Linked DNA regions of Mus musculus: region 2 is linked to region 1. Evidence: chromatin loops called from intact Hi-C (ENCODE). Cell type or tissue: left cerebral cortex. All regions are shown on one strand. Links, peaks and the distances in the headings refer to the core of each region. The heading gives the core; the rest is flanking DNA.

What was found. Peaks named below come from ENCODE experiments on the same cell type or tissue, not always from the same donor. Only the 100,000 strongest peaks of a DNase experiment are listed, where the experiment ranks them.
Region 2: a loop joins it to region 1, with 2.3 times the contacts of the local background. A loop is called at or near these places in 4 of 42 quality-filtered maps.

The regions. Positions count from the first base shown.
Region 1 is chr11:79,064,019-79,074,358 of GRCm38, reverse strand. Ksr1 (kinase suppressor of ras 1) reads left to right here. Exons shown (of 19, transcript NM_013571.3): 2 at 1-13. Among named protein-coding and RNA genes, the nearest start is that of Gm11201, 46 kb to the right of the region's middle. In left cerebral cortex, for the core only: CTCF peaks have their summits at 5,561 (motif pointing left) and 8,493; DNase peaks (open chromatin) are centred at 2,051, 2,573 and 8,412; H3K27ac peaks cover 216 bases.
Region 2 is chr11:79,111,710-79,122,049 of GRCm38, reverse strand. The region is part of intron 1 of Ksr1 (kinase suppressor of ras 1); the gene reads left to right. Among named protein-coding and RNA genes, the nearest start is that of Ksr1, 30 kb to the left of the region's middle. In left cerebral cortex, for the core only: CTCF peaks have their summits at 5,428 and 8,915 (motif pointing right); DNase peaks (open chromatin) are centred at 5,288, 6,329, 7,769, 8,909 and 1 more place; H3K27ac peaks cover 2,055 bases.

The DNA of each region.
Region 1 (10,340 bases), core at 698-8,697:
TGAGGTGGTGCAGGTATGTGGCAGAACCCAGGCCAGGGCAAGAGGGATGAGCGGGGACCACATCCAAACTTGAGAATGGCTGAGATGGAGGTGGGAAATGCTCTGCTCTTGGAAAAGGGCAGAGGATGGCATGCGAGCTGGGAAACAGCAGCAACCAGGAGCAACCCAGGATACCTGTGGCTATAGCAAGTGCCCCAGGTGCCATTGCCACATAAGCTGGGATAGCCCCACTAAACTGGCCATTCATTTGATCATCATGACAATGACCTTTCCTGGAATTCTTGACTCTATGGCTGTGACATTGTAACCTTGGGGCTAGAGAGATGGCCCAGAACTTAAGAAGAGCAGTTACTGCTCTTGCAGAGGACCTGGGTTCAGTACCAGGACCCAGGACCCACACAGTGGCTCACAGCCATTTGTAACTTCAGATCCAGGGGATCAGATGCCCTCTTCTGGCCTCCACAGTCACGATGCACACACATGCGTGCAGACAAAGCACTTATGCATATAATAAAGGAAACTAGATGATCTCATTCTGCTCAGAGTTCTATAAAGAAGGTCTTGCCATTCTTCTGTCATACTTGAGGACACACAGCTGGCAGGAGGCAGCCATGGGATTAGGAAACAAGAGCCTGAGCTCAGCTCAGTGTCCTCTCCTGACTGCCTGAACTGCGTTGTCTCCTTCAGTCCATCTTTCCATCTGTCCACATTCTACCCAACCTCACCCTACCTCTTAGCCAACAGTGCCCTTGGAGGGCATGTCAGGGTGCAGGGCGGCATCAGGGTACAGGGTGGCATCAGGGTGCAGGGCGGCGTCAGGGTGCAGGGCAGTGTCAGGGTACAGAGCGACACTCACGGAACTGACAGAAGTGGCCAGGTGGGAGCTATGCTTTACCAGGTCAAGTCTCATAAAATGGGAAAGACCGACCCTCATACAATCTCCTACATCAGTTCTAACCCTCGCTAGTGCTTACAGTTAAGTCCATTCAGTGTGGGCTCTGAGGCGAACAGAACAAGGGAAGGGTATCCTGCCTGTCTACCACTCAGGAAAACAAAACTAAACAACCCTTTGAGATTCTTATCCCTCCTGCCCCCATTTCTAAGGGGTTAGGACCAGCCAGCCACTGGTCTCAGGCAGCCCCGTACCTGCGCCTTTAGAGACAAGAGCTGTAGTCTAAAGCCTGGGTACCAAAGAAACAGTATAAAATTACTTTGTGTGTGACTTTTCCTGCCTGTGACATGTTGAAGGGACAGTCTTTTTGGACATATGTTTATAACATTAAAATTACTCTCCCCTGTCTATTTGGTATAGTTGATTGGTTGATTGCTTTTGAGGCAGGGTCTTGCCATATATCGCTGGCTGGTCTGGAACTCTATCTGTAGACCAGCAGGGTGGCCTCAGACTTGGGACGATCTTCCTGCCTCTGCCACCCAGACGCTGGATTATAAGCGTGAGTTGTGAGTCGCTGTGCTCAGCCGGTTTTTTGTTTGTTTGTTTGTTTGTTTGTTTGGCTGGTTGGTTTTGGGTTTTCAAGTGTGGCTGCCAGATTGGAATGTAAGAGTACCACTCATCTGGTACTTCTGGACACGGGGACCATCTAGAACAATCTCACGTTTTACTCTCATCAGTTGACGGTTAGCCCAGTGTGTTCTTTTTGGTGCTTCACACTTTTGTCTCTTATTGATTGTTTCTTTATTAGTGTCTCCTGATTGGGTGGTGCCAAGTTACCAGACAAAAGCCAACTCCAGCCATTGGCTATTAGACATGACAGTAACCAGTTTCGCTGTGACACTCTTTGTAAACGGCTCTGGAATTTTCCCTAGGAGATATCCCTGGGTGGAAATGTGCCTGTCCTGTCACAGGATTGGGGAATGAGTGAATCCTAGCCAAGATGTCCTAGGCCCCAGTTACCTTCATGTGTAGCGTGGTCCACGTTGTAGCCAGAAAGGGTGGGCTGGAAGAAGCCTGGGGGAAAATGCCTTTTGCAACTGGCTCCTTGAATGATAAAAGTTGCACGCCCGCACACACGTGGGTGCATCTAGCATATACACAGAGTATAATGAGCTACAATCTCTGTCTGTCTCCTCGCCCACCTTCCTGCTCATCAGTCAGTCTTCTGCCGTACAAGAAGGAGGTTGGACATGCAATGTGGACACAGATTTAAGTATATAGATTTGGAGGCTATACAGAAGCAAGCTGTCCCCATGCTGCCACTGTCCCCCGAATCTCATTGTACCTCCCTCATCCCCAGGATCTATGTCGGTACCTCCAAATGAGAACACAGCAGTTCAGGCATGTTCACAGAGCTGGTGACAAGGACAAACTTGTGCGTGGTTCAATCCAATGTGCTGGACTCTTGAGTGTGCCTTTCACCTCTTTGCTCTCTGAAGATATACTTGGCAGCCGGTTTTATGCCCCAAGGGATTCTCAGCAGATACCTCAAGACCTTGGGAGACTATCTTTGGGGGATGGGGCCCAGTGTGCCCAGGGCGGTGACTGATAATTTGGAGTGTGCCTTGTGGTGGCTGCTGGGTTAGAGGCCTCCCAGCAAGGCCGAGCTGTAGCTGGTGCTGAGTCAAGCCCTGGCTGAATCATGAAGTCCCAAATGACTCAGCAGAGCTGTGTGCTCAGTGAGCAGTGAGCTCCTGTGGATCTGAGGAGCGGACGGGCCACCAGGCCCCAAGGCCGAGTGCATGATGGGAGCCAGAGTGTCCCTCAGGACAGAGGGCTCTAGGAACAGAGGGTGGGGGTGAGAAAACAGGAACACTGCCTGCTGCCTGTGACCTCTCACCTGGAGACAGTTGACCATTCAGAAGCCAGCTGCTCAAGCAGAGATTATGTCCTGCCCATCTTCATGTGTGGTAGGTGCTGTCTTCCACCCTGTCTCCCCACGTCAATAGCTTGTTAGGCAATAGTTAGGATCCTCTCTTCCCATCCATTCTCTGGGTGTTCCTAAGCAGTGATGTGTCTGTGCACATGGACTCTGTCATAAAGACCAGGGCTCTCAGTCCTTCTGAGCCCTCTACCCTGCAGGAGGCCTGGGCCTTTAACACAATAGCATGCTTCTTACTGTGCCAGACTGGCCCTAGGCCATGGGCACTAGAAGCTAAGTAGCATTATCTGCCTGGCCTGCCTGCCCTAGTACCTTGGCCCACCTACTGTTAAAGGAAGCTAACAAATCCCCAAAGGGTTGGAAGGACAACTTGACTCCTACTGAGGTCCTGTTGGTGCCCTCATGAGATCACTCCAACCCTCACTCAGCATCCTAGCCTGCCATGGGGAGGTCCCAGAACCTGTCAGCCTCTCCAGGAAGCTGGCTAGAGGTCTCTGTAGTAATGTAGATCCTTCTAGAGAGACCCCCTGTTTGCTTGACTCTGAAGTTTGAGCTGGAAAGAGTCTCTTCTGAGGAGTACAGACTACAGAACTCAGCTCCCCTCTACTCCCCCACAAAATGGTCCCCAGTGCATATGAACGTGACAGGGTCAGTCGGCCAGGCAGTGTAGCATCTTCTGCCCCTTGCTCTGGATGGGAGTTACACGTTCTATGGCTCCCTGGCTGAACATGCCCTCTGAAGGCCCTCGGGCTTGCTGTTGGGGCTACGTTCCAACGGGAGCTGAACATCCTTGAGTTCTGTGGCCGCTGATGTGTGGGTGTGAGGGCACCCAGAATTTGAGGTGCTGTGCGTGTCCCAAGGGCCCCTCGATCTTCTCTCCCTGTGTATCCCAGAGCAGACCACTTCTTCCCTCTGAGCCTCAGTTTACCCATATCGGGAAAGATTCAGATAGTTTTTTTCAGCCTTCTCCTCAGGCTTCGAGAGACAGAGGGAAGCCAGAGCTGTAGAGTTGTGTCCTATGAGGCGGTCGGGAGGCTTCCAGGAACCGCGCTGCCTCTGTCACTGAAGCCCTCAACCAGGCTGGTCCGTGCCTCTGCTGTATGTCTTCCTCCAGTGATTTCAGTCCCATTGTCCTTCAGAAAGGTCTTCTCAACGCTTTCCCATTGGTCTCCTGGGGAACACATGTCCTGCGTTTGTCCTGTGGGCACAGCTGGGACCCCCTCCCCCACAAGCACATCTTCGCCTCACAGGCCCAAGCCAGGTTTCTTCGCTCATGGCTTTTCATGTGTCAGCTTTGCGTGTTTTCACCTTTTTGTGTTTGCTCCTGTTGCTTATCCCACGCAGGAAGTGATCAGGGCACAAATTAGAGGCCCATGGATGCTGAGAGACACAGAGTGCCTTCCAAGTGCATTCCACCCCATGCAGTGGCAGGGGTTGTTTATGGAGGGAGTGAGTGGAGGCCTCCCTGTGCCTGTGCTCTGAGATAAGCACCTTGTTTGCAGTTGCCAGGTACCCTGGCCAGGCTTCTCCATGCACGCTGCACTCATTGACACTTGACAGCTCCCGCGTGTTCCCTTCCTGCACTCATGGACACTTGACAGCTCCCGCGTGTTCCCTTCCTGCCTTTTGTTTGCTATAATGGGATCGTGCAGTATGAATTCTGCATGATGTCAGTCTTATTCTCGCCTTTGTGTAAATCCAGAAAATCCACCTCATTCTTTTAGAGCACAATAGTGAGAGAATTCTTCAGGATGTCTGACAGTGGGCCGGGGATGCAGCTCAGTGATAGGTAGGGGGCTGTTCCCTAGAAAGAGCAGCTGGCAAAGCTAAAGGGACAGCTAGCCTGCTGCGGTAGGAACAGAGACATCCTTTCTCCCCCTACTCCCCCCTCCCCCCCCCCCGCCTCTGAGAGACCTCCCCCAGACATACACACACTGAGTCCCTCAACACCTGAAGAAAGGAAGGAAGGGAGGGAGGGAGGAAGAGATCCTCCATTATGAATGATTGTGTTTGGATGAGACCACTTGCTTACACAAGTGCTCACTGTGACTTCAGCATATGAATAAATCTGTGAGCCTGTGCCCACAGAAGCCACATGTACCTGAAAAAGCTCTGTACCTACCTAGCCCCGGGGCACCTAGCAGGTGGGAAGCCTTTGGCAAGCCTTTTCTGGTCCAAGGGTGGTAGAAATGGATAACAATCAGTGGGGACAGAGGTTGGGGGTATTGAGGTTCCTCTCAGCATCTCTCTGTCCCTCTGCACACCAGGTCTAGAATGCCTAGCAGCTGAAGGGTCCAGCCTTGACATCTCACCACAGGGTGATGTGTCTTAGGGCATCTCCTGAAGCCTCCTGAGTGGGTGGGGGTCTTTCTGTGGTAGAATTTGTCCCTTCCACCTTTTGAATGTTGTTCTGACTGTAGCTCTTCACGGCTTTATGGCTGGAGGAAGACATAAGCAAGATCATGTATGTATGAGGCCATAGGAAGTACAAGGTTGCCTCCCTAGGGTGAGCTAGCCATCACCTTAACTTGATGTCACAGGGCTGGACAGTGTTTATGGTCACTTTCCAGGCAACAGTGTCTTTCTCGGTGGGTAAAGATAGAGGGATGTCGGGGCTGGAGAGATGGCTCAGCGGTTAAGAGCACTGACTGTTCTTCTGAAGGTCCTGAGTTCAAATCCCAGCAACCACATGGTGGCTCACAACCATCCATAGAGATCTGATGCCCTCTTCTGGAGTGTCTGAAGACAGCTACAGTGTACTTACATATAATAAATAAATAAATCTTTAAAAGAAAAAAGATAGAGGGATGTCAAGCCAGGACCACATGATAGCACATACCTTAATCCTAGGATTCAGGAAGGTGGAGTAGGAAGTTCATGATTTGGAGTCTAGCCAAGGCTACATAATTTCAAGGATAACCTGGGCTACATAGCAAGACATTGCCTCAAAAAGTTAATTATTACTTAATTAGTTCACATGCACGTGGAGCGACAGCTGCACGGGCAGGCTGAGGCAACTGAGCACTGGGACTCATTTGTCCTTACCTGTCTTAGCTAGGGTCACTGTTGATGTGATGAAACACCATGACCAAAAGCAGCTTGGGGAGGAGCGGGTTTATTTGGCTCACACTTCACATCACTGTTCATCATTGAAGGAAATCACAACAGGACCTCAAGCAGGGCAGGAACCTGGAAGAGCTGATGCAGAGGCCGTGGAGGGGTGCTGCTTACTGGCTTGCTTCCCCTGGCTTGCTCAGCCCACTTTCTTATAGAACCCAGGTCCCCCAGCCCAGGGGTGGCCCCAACCATAATGGGCTGGGCCCTCCCATATCTGTCACTAATTAAGAAAATGACCTACAGTCGTGTCTACAGCCCAATCTTACAGAGACAGTTTCTCAGTTGAGTCTCCCTCCTCTCAGATGACTCTAGCTTGGATCAAGTTGACAGAAACCTAGTCAGAATGTCACCTGAGTGTGTCCCAGCCCTCCACAGCTCAGAGGCTGCTGTGCCTCTTCTTTTATTTTATTTTAAGATAAAAAAAACTTTTTATTGAATCTTTGTAAGTTTGACATCATGTGCCCCAGTCCTACTCATCTCCCCACTCACTCACATCTGCTCTTTGTCCTTATAACCTTTCCCCGAAAATAAAACACACACACACACACACACACACACACACACACACACACACACACACACACACCACATACACATACACCATACACACACTTACACACACACACACCAACCCAAAACAGACAATGAAAGCATAGAAAACATCTCATCATGGAAGCTGTTACGTCACAGTGTGTGTCCCCCACAGTATGTATACCCCTCTGTCCACACATCTTCACTTACAAATGTTCGTTGCAGTGAGTCATTAGTTGTGTTTGAGATCTCAGGCTTCTGTGACACCATCAGTATTGGATCCTTACTGTGCCTCCTGGTTATCTCGTTGTCCTGTGTCATGGGGATCCTGCAGCTTTGGATCAGGACTGGCACTTTCACACACCCCAGCCATTTATGGATTATATAAATTTTGGTGTGGGGCAACTCAGAGCCCTGGATCTGGGCCTGGGTGGCAGCTGAGCTGGTCAGTGTGCTGACTCTCCCTTATCTGCACCACCAGGGGAACCTCTCCAGCACGGCTCCAGCTAGGTCACCCAGTGCTACCATTGGCAAGGGACAGGGCACACCCAAGCCTCTAAGAGCCAGCTCTACTGTGCTGCTTAGTCAAGGCTCTGGGCCCACTTTCCCTGGTGCTGCAGAAGGTGAGCGGCTGGACCAGCTCTTCCACTCTCACACCCTCAGGGCTGGCCCACCTGTGCCTTCGCCATCAGGGCTAGCTCTACTGTGCTGCCCAGATGAGGTACACAGAAGCCTGCACCCCAGAAGGGCTTCATCCGGTAAGGGACAGGGCCAGCTCATCACTCTCAATGACCCCAGGGCCTGCTCTCCTGACTGTGGCAGGTGGTTAGGGGCAGTGGTGGGGAGTGGCTTCACCCCTGCACCCACAGCTATGGCTTTTCTTTTTCTTTTCTTTTTGGGTTTTTTGTTTGTTTGTTTGTTTTTTGGTTTTTTTTTGAGACAGGGTTTCTCTGTATCACCCTGGCTGTCCTGGAACTCACTTTGTAGACCAGGCTGGCCTCAAACTCAGAAATCCGCCTGCCTCTGCCTCCCAAGTGCTGGGATTAAAGGCATGCGTCACCACCACCCAGCCAGCTATGGCTTTTCTTACCTGGAAATCTTGGATTCCTCTTCTTTCCCCACACCAGTGCGGATCCTGGACAGACGCTTTGCTTAATAGAACCTCAATGATGAGAAGGCTCTGTCCCCTCCAGTGTGTCCAGGAAATGATGTCTTAGATACACAGACAAACTGAATTCTTCAAGGTTCTATATCAGTGATTGTCAACCTATGGATTGTGATCTCTTGGGGTGAGATATCAAATGACCCTTTTACAGGGGTCACATATCAGATATTTACCTTATGGTTCATAACAGTAGCAAAATTACAGTTACAAAGTAGCAACAAAATGATTTATGCTTGCAGGGATAACAAAAACAGGAGTAACTGTATAAAAGGGTCACAGCATTCGGAAGGTTGAGAACCACTTTGATATCAAGAGCGTTAAAGTATGTGGATGTTGGGCTGTTACTACACTTGAGCTGTACAGCTCTTGTGTCTGCCTAAGAGGGCTTAAGCCAAGAGCTTAGATGCTGTGACACTCTCTGCCTCATGGGCTCCAGGTTTGGGTAAAACACAACTTGAGAGTTGACATAAGGTGCTCAAATGGAAGCCAGCATGAGAAGTATGATGCAAAGACACTCATCCCAGGCAGTCAAGGAAAGTCCACGTCAGAAAGACATCAGGCAACACCAGAGAAGTCGTTGTTCATCCCGAGTAGGGCAGGAAGAGCACCGAGACAAGGGAACAGTATCTGTGGGGACCCTGAGGCTGGAAAAAGCCAGAGCTGTGCTCCTAGGATACAAGGGAGAAAGGCTGGGAGGAGCCTGGGCCAGCTCAGGAGCTCTGTGTGTGTGTAGCAGAGAGCGTGGGTTTGACTTGAGGAGGGTAATTGAAGCATGTGTGAGAGCTAGGGAGGAAGGTTGGATATTGGAATTCTTTTATGGAAAACAAAGCTCCCACTGGTGAGCAGGCAGAGAATAGCATGGGTTTGCTGGAGAGATGCAAAGAAGAAGGCAGCAGCCTGCTTGCAAGTGGGGGCCCTAAGGCCCAGAGACGGGTCAGAGGCAAACCCCACCCCTTCAATACTGACCGTTTCCAGCCACCCTTGCCCCACAGGTTAAGTCTGAACATCACAGCTTGGGATTCTGGCTGCAACTAGGGAAATGACTTCAGAACCCGCTGGCCAGGAGCCATTTTTCCCCCTTCAGCAATTTTCCTGTTGGAAGTTGTTAAAGGAAGTGGGAAAGGCCAGCTGGGATCAGTTCTAGCAGGCAGGAGGCAGATGCTGCGAGGAACCTGTGGTCCAGCACAGAGCCTCAACGTTTGCCCTTACATAAGTTCCTGCAGCCGGTGCTTCTGAGCTGAGGATGTCCCTGGGCCTGGAAAAGGGCTTTATGTTGTGGACCAGTAGGCAGGATTCTCTTCCCCTTTTCTTCTGTCCTCTCAGCCTTCTCTGGGATGAGCACCTGGCCATTGCCACCATCTTGGCCTCCCACTGGCTGTAGCTTTATTGGCCTGAGAAGGGTGGCTTCAAAGACAGGAAGGTTCTCTAAGAAGCAAACTCACATAAGCACATTGGCTCTTGAGGTATAGATCAACAGAGTGAGTCCTATGGCCCTTCCCCCAGCCTTTTTCTCCTTCTTTCCAGCCCCACATCTCCCTGAGAAGCCAGAGGCCTGGCTGATGATCTCAGGCAGCTGAGAACCTCCATCGTGCTGCCTTGAGGAGGAATCTGTATAGAAATGTCAGCCCCCGTTGCCTATTGCTAGAGGAAGTGAGATTGTTGTATTAGATGCTGGGTCTCAGCATGGATGCTGGATCTCAGGGGTAGCTTGGTCCACTGGACCACAGACTCCTCTCCTCCCTGCTTGGGATGGGCCAGCAGAGGCCCAGTGGGTGACCACACACTTCTGTCAGTCACATTTAACCACACAGAGGAGCTGAAGTTGGGATGTGAAGGGGAAGATGGAAGTGACAAGGCTTTGTATGTATGAGTGTGATACATGCACACATGTGCACACGGGTCACAAACGTGCACACACACAATCCTGTTTAATCATCATGCCTAGAAAAGGGGGGAAGGGGCCTCATTTTCTGGTTTAGCAAGCTTAAGCTCAGAAAAATTAAGAACTGTACACTGAGTTAGCTGCTGGTAAGGTCAGAGTTCTAACTCAGGTTGTTGTGACCCAAAGCCATGGGATCCACCTCAGCCCAGGCCCCAGAACAGCCCAGTTCAGCGTAGCTGTCTCTGGTGGTGTGACAGAGCTGGCTGCCTTCCTCTCACGTTCTTTCCCCCTTCACTGCCCTTAACCTTCTCTCTCTTCTTTAATGCCCGTTCATTGTGTAGTCAGTCGTCAATCATTTACGTTTTGCTAGGTACCCAAATGAATCATCTCACCCTGGGGAGGTTGCAGCTGCAGAATGCACTCGTTACAAATCGTCACCATGCCAAGCGGAGTGTCTGAGGGCTGCAGGTCCCAAGTGGAGAATGGACATCACTCTCTCACTAGTTAGCTTACTCTCAGTAGCATGTGCTTAGCCATGGTTGTATAGAGGGCACCATTCTAAGTAATGCCACTTTATCTTTTCTGATCCTGAACCAAGTATCTATTAAGATTCTGAGGTAGGAGAGCCACTGGGCTCAGGCAGTCGGTAAAGAGTCACGGCTAAGAGCATGCCATATAACTTCGTGTTGTGTGGTGCTGTGAACTACATACCCATTTCCTAGTTCTTTGGAGTTCTAGGTCACTGAGTGTAGATTGCATGGGCTATAAGGACAGGAATCTCGCTCTTCAGTTGTGGTTCTCAGTGTGTACA
Region 2 (10,340 bases), core at 977-8,976, 47 kb before region 1:
TGAACATGTGATACAAGGTACCTGTTCTGGGGGGTAGGGATATACCTGTGGATTCTCCTCTTCTAGGCGGTGACTCTGGCATGTTATCAATGTACACACAGTCCCCAGGGATGAGCCTAGCACCCAGGTGGCCATGTGGGAGGATGTTTGGAGCTCCTGGGATCCTTTGCTGTGTCCCCCACCCTGCAGACCCTACCTCTGCCTGCTTGGCTTGTACCCCCTTCTGAGGCTCAGGTAGATGAACTTTGGAGTCTGGAAGGGGGTAAGTTACAGGCTCCACTGCCTTGCTGCACACAATGGGTTTAGAGGAAGTGCGATACTTGGCCGAGTGGGAACCTCCTTCGGGCAGGGTCGTGTCATGTGGAGTGGGTAGAGGAAGCTTTGGAGCCAGACTGGCCTATTTGCTATAGCTCTGAAACCTGGGATGAGCTATTACACCCCAGAGCCTTGGTTTCTTCCTCTGTAAAATGGGATGATATAAGATGCTCTTCATGGGCTCCTTGGAAAACTAAGGAGGTCCTGTGCAAGAGGCCCTTCGTGGTACATGCCTGGTGTAGATTCATCTGTGTGGTTTGTGTCTTCTAAGTGGCAATCATTCTAATTATCCTTGGAACTCCTTCTGTTCCTGGCCCTCAGTGGGATAGAGTTTGTTGAAAAGACTATTTGGACTTCGGTTTGGTAGCATTTGCTAACTAGGTATTAAGTATTACGATTTGGACTGAGTTTTTTCTGGCCTCCAATGAAGTGGGCACAGTGGATTTTTATTGCAGAGAAAACCCATCATGTTTTCTCAGCTCCCCCTGGCCCTAGGTTTTATGATCTTCTGCACAGCTCTTCAAGGTTTTTCCTCAGTGTAAACATGCTGACAGGAGTGGTATTTAAACAGGGTGGTTTGGCTCAGGGTCGTCACCACAGGCTTGGGTCTGGCATCTCAGGCTGTTGAGTTGCCTGGTTGCTGGCATGAAGGCACCAGGATGATCTTGTTTTTGCCTTCCACACTGCGGTTCTGATCGCAGAGTGGTCAGTTCATGCACCGCGTGCCCCACTGAGTTTGCAAGGTTGTGGTGTATTGGCAGGATCCCTGCTGAGGACTCGGGAGAGGCCATGCTGGCTGACCATGCCCTGAGTGTCAGGGTCAGAGGTTAACAGCCCCATCCCACTGTCCTTAAGCTTACTTCTAGAGGCAGCAGCCCCGCTTCTCAGCTCGGTGTTCTAACCAAGACTGTGTCCTGACTTCCCTGAGGGACTTGTGGGCTGTTTCCATCCTTAATCTGCCCCATGTGCAACTGCAGCCTGGGAAGGGATGTCACTACGGAAGGGTTTGACCAGGTCATGTCAGTCGGGTATCGCATCTTTGGTAGAGAGTAGGGAAGACAGACCTGTACACTGGAGATGTGGTCTCTCTTCCTGACCTGCCACATACACACTGTCTGTCCTTTTTGTTGTCCTTTGAGACAGCCTCACTATGTAGACCCAGGTATCCTGGGACTCACAGACATTCCCCTGCCTTTGATTCCCAGGTGTTGGGATTGAGTTAAAGGCATGTGCCGCCACTCCCATCTCCCCACTGCCTCTCCTCCTCTTCTTCAGCAGGCTCTCAATATGTAGCCCTCGCTGGCTTGGAGTTCACTCTGTAGACTAGACTGGACTTGAACTTGCAGCAGTTCTTGTGCTTCTCAAGGTCAGGGGTCATAGGCATGTGTTGCCATCTCTGGCATCACGGCACTCAGTGCCTGGGCTGCAGCGTTAGCTGTAAATGGAGAAATTGATAGTCTGGTACTTTCCTGTTCTGTGATGATGGTGAAACACTCCTGGAAAAGTGCCAGCCAGCCACTGTGTTGTTTTGTGATATATACAGTTTGTTGTTGTTTTGTGAGATACACACACACACACACACACACACACACACATACATATGTATGTATGTGTATATATATGTGTGTGTGTGTATTTTAGTGAAAGCAATTTATGCATATAGTACAAGATTCTGGGAGGTTGTAAAAGGCTCTAGAATAAAAGGAAACCACCTTCATATATATGCTGTGGTGCTATGGTGCCAGTGCTGCCATGCTCCCCCCCCAACCCCCCACCCTGCCTACTTTCCCTCTTCAGAAGCATTCACACTTTAAACATTCTAAATTAATTTTATTGCATTTATTTATTTATTGTGTATGCTCACACATGCCATACCCTGTGGGTGGGGTAGGGTGTGTGTGTGCATCCGAGGACAGCGTAAGGCTTCTCTCCTTTCAGTCTGTGAGTCCTGGGGATTGATTTGGTGGCCTGCTCCTTTACCACCTGGGGTCTTACTCTGTAGCCCGGCTAACCTGGAACTCCCTGTGTAGATCTGGCTGGCCTTGAACTTACAAAGATCTGACTGTCTCTGCCTCGCAAGTGCTGGGATAAAAGGCGTGCTCCACCAAGCCCATCATTTTGCTCTTTTTAAGGTAGCTGGATTCTCTTTCCTCACTGTGCCTGTGTCATTATTAGTATGGGGGATTTCATGTCAAGGCAGAGTCTTGCCGTGTTGTCCTGGCTGGCCTGGTACTCACTGTGTTGACATGGCCCCCTCCTGCTTCTGTCTTCTCATCACAGAGTCCAGACCCCCTGTCACCTTTTTCTTAAAGCCAGTCTCCTCCTGATGGATGTTTAGGGTGTTTCCAGTTTTGCTGTTACCATCAATGCTGCAGTAACTTTCCTAGCTTCCAGGAACTGGCATTAATCAAAAGGTGCTGTAAGAGGCTCTATTGCATCAGTCCCTGATCTGTCAGGCAGCTCCAGAACATGTAGACACTCAAGGCAAGGGAAGGGAGCCTTTGTGGCTCTGGTCTACATGTGATGGCCCCTGATAGTCTCTGCCATGTGTTGGTACTGCTCTCTCCTATCTGACAGCTTGTACCTTCCCCAAGGCCCGAGGAACCAGGGATGACTGTGGGACCCCCTAGCCGGACAATGCTTACTTGAAGGGAGGGTGTGGAGAAGCACACACGTGGGAGCTCAGCTGCACGCTACACTCTAAGAAGAAAGTTCCTGTTCTTGTATTGTGCAACATTCTTGGGGTCTGGGCCCCGTCTCTTCTGCTTTTCTTTGCCTTTCTGAAGAGGGACATGTGTGGGAGGGCTGGTGAAGGGTGCAGGCCAGGGGAGTGGGTCAAGGGTGCGCCCAGGGCAGCTGCTTTTGAGGTGAGCATCTCCTCATGTGCTTTCCCTTTGTGCTCTCTCGTTTGTCCTCCTTTTGTTCTTTTTCCCCTTTATTGGCTCTGTAGACACACATCCCTGGCAGCCCGGCTACTCCTGCCACCCCCACCCCTTCCTCTCTGTTCTGTGTGTAGACGATGCCCATTGTGAAACTCTAGCTGCGGAGCTCAGGTGAGGGGCCAGCGAGTCAGCGTGACAACTCTGTTTCTCCCTCTGGAAGAGGGCTGGTTGTTTATCATGTGATACACCAGGCACACAACACAGTAATACTGCCTAAGTGTGAGCAAATATTAATGCCTTTTAAGTGACCTGGGTGATAGATAGTCTCTGTGATAGACTGTGACAGACTAGCTCATCATATATGATGGAAAACAAAGTTTGAGAAATGAAATGAAAACGTTTTGCCCCCATCATTAAAAACACGTGTGAGGGCTGTTGAGATGGCTCATCTAGTTAAGACACTAGCCACCATGCGTGCCAACGCGGCTTCAGTCCTTGGAACTTACATGGTGGAAGCAGAGAATTGACTCTTATAAGTTTTCCTCTAGCATTCTCTGTATGCACTGTCACACACACACACACACACACACACACACACACACACACACACACACACACACACACAATGAAACACAGGTAATGACAAAACTCAAAAACTAAAAGTACAGGTGACAATAGCCAGAGTCCCTTGAGGGCTCCCCAAAACCCCTTCTCTCCTAAGTGAGTGAGTGCTGATCATACTGGCCTGCAACTCACTGTCGTTGAGGATAGCCTTGAATTTCCAACCCTTGTGCCCCCACCTCCCGAGTGCGACGATTACAGCTATACATCACTGTGACTGGGCTCTGCAGTGCCTGGGATGGAACTCCGGACTTTGTGCCTGCTAGGCAGGCACTGTACCAACTGAGCTTCGTCTCCAGCCTTTTGTTTGTTTATTTCTGAAACAAGTTCTCTCCATGTAGCCCTGGATGTCTGGAATGCTCCATGTAGAATAGGCTGGCCTCGAACTCAAGAGATTTTCCTGCCTCAGCTACCCAACTGCTGGCATTCTGGTATCTACAACCACCAGCCCTGGCTCAGATTTTCAGTGTAACCAAGGATGTTCTTGAATTTTTTTTTAAATCTTCTTGTGTCTATCTCCAAATATAAGGATTAGAAGCAGGAGCCACCATGCCCGGTCCCAGCTGTTTTTTAACTCTTGGTTTTTAGAGGTTCTGGGATTGAACCTTGAGCCTCAGAAATCCTAAACAAGCATATTGCTGTTGAGACGGGGTCTGTCAAGTTGTTCTTACTTTTCCAAGCGTCCATAACCCCCCTGCTACCAGCTCCCCAGCTGTGGCCAGCGCCCCAGCACTGGGGTTGCAGGTCTGTGCCACCAGCCTGGTTTCTTTGTTTTTCTAGATTTTGAGCCAGGCTCAGTTTAGCTGGAAATATAGGCATGTGCCACTGTGCCTGGCCCAGTCCTGTCTCACAGAGCATTTGTGCATTTGTTGCTCCTATGTGGGCCTGCATATAAACTGTACACAGATCGCTCTCATGTGCCCACTTTGGTGGGAAGATGAAATGGAAGTTGACCTTTTTCTCTTTCTCCCTCACTCGGCCCATAGAAGGCTGGCACTTTGGGAAATTTTACTTTCTGGTTGGTGTTTTCCTCCCACTAAAAAGAGAAAAAGAAGTAAAAGGTTGGGTGTTGTTTTAGCCTCGAGAGGGTGGTGGGTTTCCCCGGGTGGTGCGGGTCTTTGCTGAAGAGCCATCGCAGACTCTCTCGTGTCGTTGAGATGGTCCTGCCTGCCGAGAGCCAAGGCTCCGTGCCCCTGTCCTGCCCTGCCTTGCCCTTGGCAGGCTGCTCTGTGGGCTGCGCTCTGCTCACCATCTGTCAAGGAAGCAGTTGCTAAGCTGTTAGCGTGCCTCCCTGCCATGTCTAATTTAGCAGGGCTCCCTCCTCTCAATAGGCCTCCGCTGGGGCTGTGGGATCACCCTTTAATTATTTACTGGGGTCAGCCACCTGATGGGACTCCTTTGCCCACAGACAGACGGTGCTGACAAGCAGTTAAGTTGTACGTGGGGAGGAGGGAATCGCCTGGGAGGGTGTGAGCATCAGCTAGGAGTGGGTGGCTTCAAAATAGAAATGCATGAAGCATCTCAGAAGGTAATTTTACACTCGGATCTTCTAGAGGCTGTGGTTCCTGGTGAGCCCTGATGCAGGCAGCAGCCAGCACAGGTCAGACTGGCCTTCCTGACAGCCTTGTTCAGCTCACCTTCGCCTTGCTCTGCAGCTGGTGTCTGCCCACCGGAGCCAGCACCTATTCCTCTAGGGAAGATGGGGAATCTGATGGCAAGGTTTTTTCTCGAGAGTCATAAGCCTTTGACTTCCCTTTCTCTGGGCACAGTTCTTGACACTTCTGAATCAGGGCATTTTGGGGGTTCTTCACAGTTTTAGAAAATTTGAATGGTAGACATGTTTACTGTTGCAGCAAGACAGCCATGGGCTAGGTAAAGTCCAGAATCCAAGACCAGTATGCAGACCTGGCTGTGAAATTTTGGCTTGGTATGATCAGTAGGGGCGGGGGGTGAGGGAGGTGGGGGCAGATTTCAAGCCATGGTATCTCATCTACAAGGAAGGGCTAAGGATTTGGGAAATATGTTTAAATTCCTGACAGGTGCTCATTACGTGGTATTGGCCAAAGGACTTGGCTTTTGAAACTGCTTTTTGTCTTTGCTGGATAGTGTATTTCATGTCGGGAGGGAAATGGGAGTTGACCTTGCTTTAAGGATACCACTCAGTTGAAAGCATCCGTGTGGAATTTGCCAACCTTGCCTAACCCCTCATCATTTTAGTTCCAATTAGCACTCTGCACAGTCGACTGTGTGTGGTGTACCCGACGCCCTGATCTTAGGGCCTCAGGAAACACTATGAACAGATAGGCACCATTGTCTGTTGCCCTTTAAAAATGACAAAGTTGAGAGTCTTCGTGAACTACCCGGTTGTGTCTAAGGCCACTGGGTCACAGCGGGTGGTCAAGCTAGGACTGGAGCCTCAGCTGCCAACTCTTACTCTCTACTTCTTACGTCCTTTTAAAGACATGGTTTGAGATAGGGGCAGGGATCCAGTTCTGTGGCTATGGCTGGGAATATTTGGCCCCCACAGGAAATCATGCTCTGGAACTATTTAGTCCAGTAGGTTTCCTCAGCCACCCTGACTGTCAGCTCCACATGGTGCCTATTCTTGCCCGTCCTGCCAGGCTCATGTGTACCATATAATTCTGTGCCTCCCCCCTTCTTCCTTCTCTCTTTCTCTTTCTTTCTTAAAAAAAAATCAAACTAAAAGAGCTGGCTTCATTTTTATGGTTATAGCTCATAAATGCAAATGAAATTGCATTTGGTTTGGTTTGTTGAGCTAGGGTCTCACTATGTAGCCCTGGCTGTCCTGGTACTCACTATTTTGATAAGGCTGGCCTCAAACTCAAGGAGTCCGGGATTAAAGGCGAGGGCTACCACACCTGGACAAAACTGCACTTAGCGTTTTGATTTTCTGCGTATGAGTGTTTTCTTTTCCTGCATGTATATATGTCCATGCCAGGTGCCCGTGGGGGTCCTTCCCCTGGAACTGGAATTGCAGATGGTTGTGGACCACCATGTGGGTGTTGGAACACTCGAACTCCAAGAACAGCCAGTGCTTTTAACTACTAAGCTATCTCTCCAGCCTGCCAAGCTGTACTTTTAAATTCAATTTCTCCCCACCAAGCTCTTCTCTTTGCTAGGAAGTAGGGTGCGGGAAGGGATTCTTCTTGTGACACCTGCAAACATCCAGGTGCAGAACTTTGATCTAGTGAAATAGGACACGGGATACAACACAGATACAGAGCCCCTGGTGGCTTATCCATCTGGCCAGGTCATGCCAGGCTGGGTGGGGACCATCCTAGGACAAATTCGAGATGCTGTCATCGGAGGCCTGGTTTTCATGGGCATGTGGTCTCCTGTGGGTGACCTCATTTCAGGAGCAACCCCCAGGTCATCGTCCCAGGAGGAGGAGAGCCCCATCATTGGCATCATGGGAACACCTCCCAGGGAGGACCAGAGAGACTGGGAGGAAGTGGGACCGGGGTGGCTGCAGGAGGAGGAGCAAGGACAGGCTGGGGGTGTCTTGTCCGCTGTGGGCCTGCTAGCCATCCATACCTTTCACCTTGCCTTTTATCTTTCCCACTCTCGGATGGAGTGTGTCTCTGTCACAGACGGAGTGCCATGGGTAAGTTAGGTATGGAAGGAGTCACAGTAAAACCCAGCATGTCACTCTGTCAGGCTGTTGCTCCTTAGTTCCAGGATCCCATTTTTTTTCTGTCTTGTTCTTCAGAAGTGACCTTGAAATACCTGAAACCCAGTGAAATGTGCTCTTGCTTTGCCCTTCTAACGATGCCGGTTTCCCCTTGCAAGTTGGATTTAAATAACTCTTCCTTCTGTGTTGTCATGTGCTTAAAGAACAGCATCATAAAAAAAAAATCCCAACCCTAAACTTTAATTAAGGGGTATGTCAAGGAGGGAGGGGACTCGGGGAGGAAATAATGGGCCCCGCATGAGTGCAGTCGCACTGGTGACACTCGCTAGCAGAGCTGAAGGATTTGCCTGCTGCTGGGAAGCAGAAGCAAGACAGACTCAGCTCAGCTCAGCTCAGCTCAGCTCAGCTCAGCTCAGCTCAGCTCAGCTCAGCTCAGTGGGCTTCTGTTGTCCAGCTTATTCCCCTTAAGAGACCCATGGCTATGTGGTCTGCAGGTCATTCACTCTGTCTGCTTCTGTGTCTGGAGAGAACGTTAGGGGTCCTGAGGCCCTTTGGTTGTGTCCCATCTTCCTGGAACAGTTGTCATCCACATGGACTCTGTGTGTGTGTGTGTGTGTGTGTGTGTGTGTGTGTGTGTGTGTGTGAGAGAGAGAGAGAGAGAGAAAGAGAGAGAGAGAGAGAGAGAGAGAGAGTGCCAGCCAGCATGCCACAGAGTAGGTGTGGAGATCAGAGGACTTTCCAGGATCAAATTCAGGTTTCAGGCTCCATGGCAAGTACCTTTCCCCACTGAGCCATTTTGCCAGCCCCGACATGGGACTTCGATGGCTGCTGTGGTTTGGAGCAGAGGCCCCTCCCTGGACATGCTAGGGATCTATGTCTGACAGGGAGCGAGGAAAGTAGAGGAAGGATAAGGGGGAGAAAGCTCAGTTAATAAGTTGTTTGATGTCTGGGCACAAAGACCCAAGTTCCATCTCCAGTACCCACAAAAAAAAAAAAAAAAAAAAAAAAAGCTGGGTGTGGTAGATGGCTGTTCCCATCTCAGTATTGGAGAGGCAGAGACAGGAGGATCCCTCCACTCACAGACCAGCAAACTTAGCTTACTTGGCAGGCTCCAGACAGTGAGAAACTTGTCTTAAAGACATGGTGGATGCCCCCCCTCAGACCCCACTCCCCGAGCAAGGACACCTAAGGTTGACCATCTGGCCCCTACACGCCCCCACTTGAATACACACTCAGACACAAATGCACAAATCCAGAGAGCTTGAGGAGCAGTGAGGGAGGCCATCTAAGGAGTTTAAGCAAAAGACTTGAACTTGAGGGCAAAGCTACCGCGCAGATTTTGTGCAAGGACTGTGTAGTAGTTCCTGCAGTGGGGGTGTGGGGTCCCAGCGGTGTGCGGAGCCTGGCAATCGAAGCCAGTGGCTTTCTGGGCATGGGAAGGAACAGCAGGTGGCAGTAACTGGGAAGCTTGAAGTCTATCCTAGTCATAAAAAGTGAAAGAGACAACTTACCCACTGTCACATGCCTGGCCAATGTCCTTAAATGGACGAGGGGACTGAGCCCCGCTGTTTCTGACTCCAGCAGAGCTCATGTTTTCCTGGAGACAGCTGAGGAACTGATATCGGCATTCCAGAGACATGAAAGAACAGGTCTTTTAATTTACATTCAAAAGTAATAACAAGAGGAAGAGGTTTCTGGCACTTGTACAGCTTAAAAAAAAAAATCCTTGACGGAGCCGTTTTCTGAGTCGGGTTGGCAGCCCCGTCTGAGCCCTGATGGCCATGTCTGAACCATTGGGTGGTGTCACAGGCCCTCCAGGAAACTGATTTTGGACCCTGGCCTCTGACTCAGTGCGGTCTGCTGGGTGACTCCCTGTGCCCGGTAGGCGGCTGTGTCCCTGCCCAGCCCATAAGCAGGTGCCCCAGGTGATCCCATTCCCGCCCAGCAGCCCAAGTGAGAGGCTGATAAGATATCTCAGTGGGCATAGCCGGGTAAGTCGGGCAGCTGGGGTGGGGGCGAGGGTGGGGCAGATGAGCAGCCATTGGACGGAGGCCCCGGTGTTCAGAGCGGGAATGATTTGTGCACAAGGCTGAGGTTTTTACCTGCGGAGCCTGGGAAAGGCATCTGAGAAGTTGGGTGTCTCTTAGAAACCGTGTCTGCCCGGAAATGTATGTTTCAGTCAGAGGGGACATGGTGGGGCAAGGAGTGCCATGTGCAGTAACTGTCTCACTTCCTTGTCCCCCTGCCCACTCCATGCCCTTCTTGCCAGAATGCCTTTGTGTGACACTCTGCCTGTGTCTGTGGATTTCTGCAGGAATAAGAAATAAGAGTAGTGGGTAGCCTGGCCCAGGACTCCAGGGTTATCGGGGTACCTGCTCCCATGATGCCTTAGACCTAGCTCTTAGTCTCCCTGTGACACAGTCCTCTCATGAGCCTTGGTACGTGCATATGGGCCACCAGAGGGAGGCCTGGTGATCTTTTCCAGTGTTTCTTCTAGTTTCAAAATCCTGAGAACAGTGTCATCTGGTGAGCTGTCCCCACTCAGTAACACATGACTGCCAACCGGGTATTTCAGTCACTGAGTCCGGGGCACAGGGTGAAGCCTCAGTGGAACCAGAGTTCATGTCAGTCCACAGTTGGGTGGCACTGACCAGGCACAGATATTTGCTTCAAAGCTGGGGGTCAGGGGGAATTGTTAGGGTTGTATGAATGGGTGTGTGTGTGTGTGTGTGTGTGTGTGTGTGTGTGTGTGTGTGGTGTGTTTGGATGTCAGCCATAGGTGTTGTTGCTCAGGAACCAGCCACCCTTTCTGTTGATGTAGGTCTCTAAGTGGGACCTGGGCCTTGCTGATTTGGCTAGACTGGCTGACC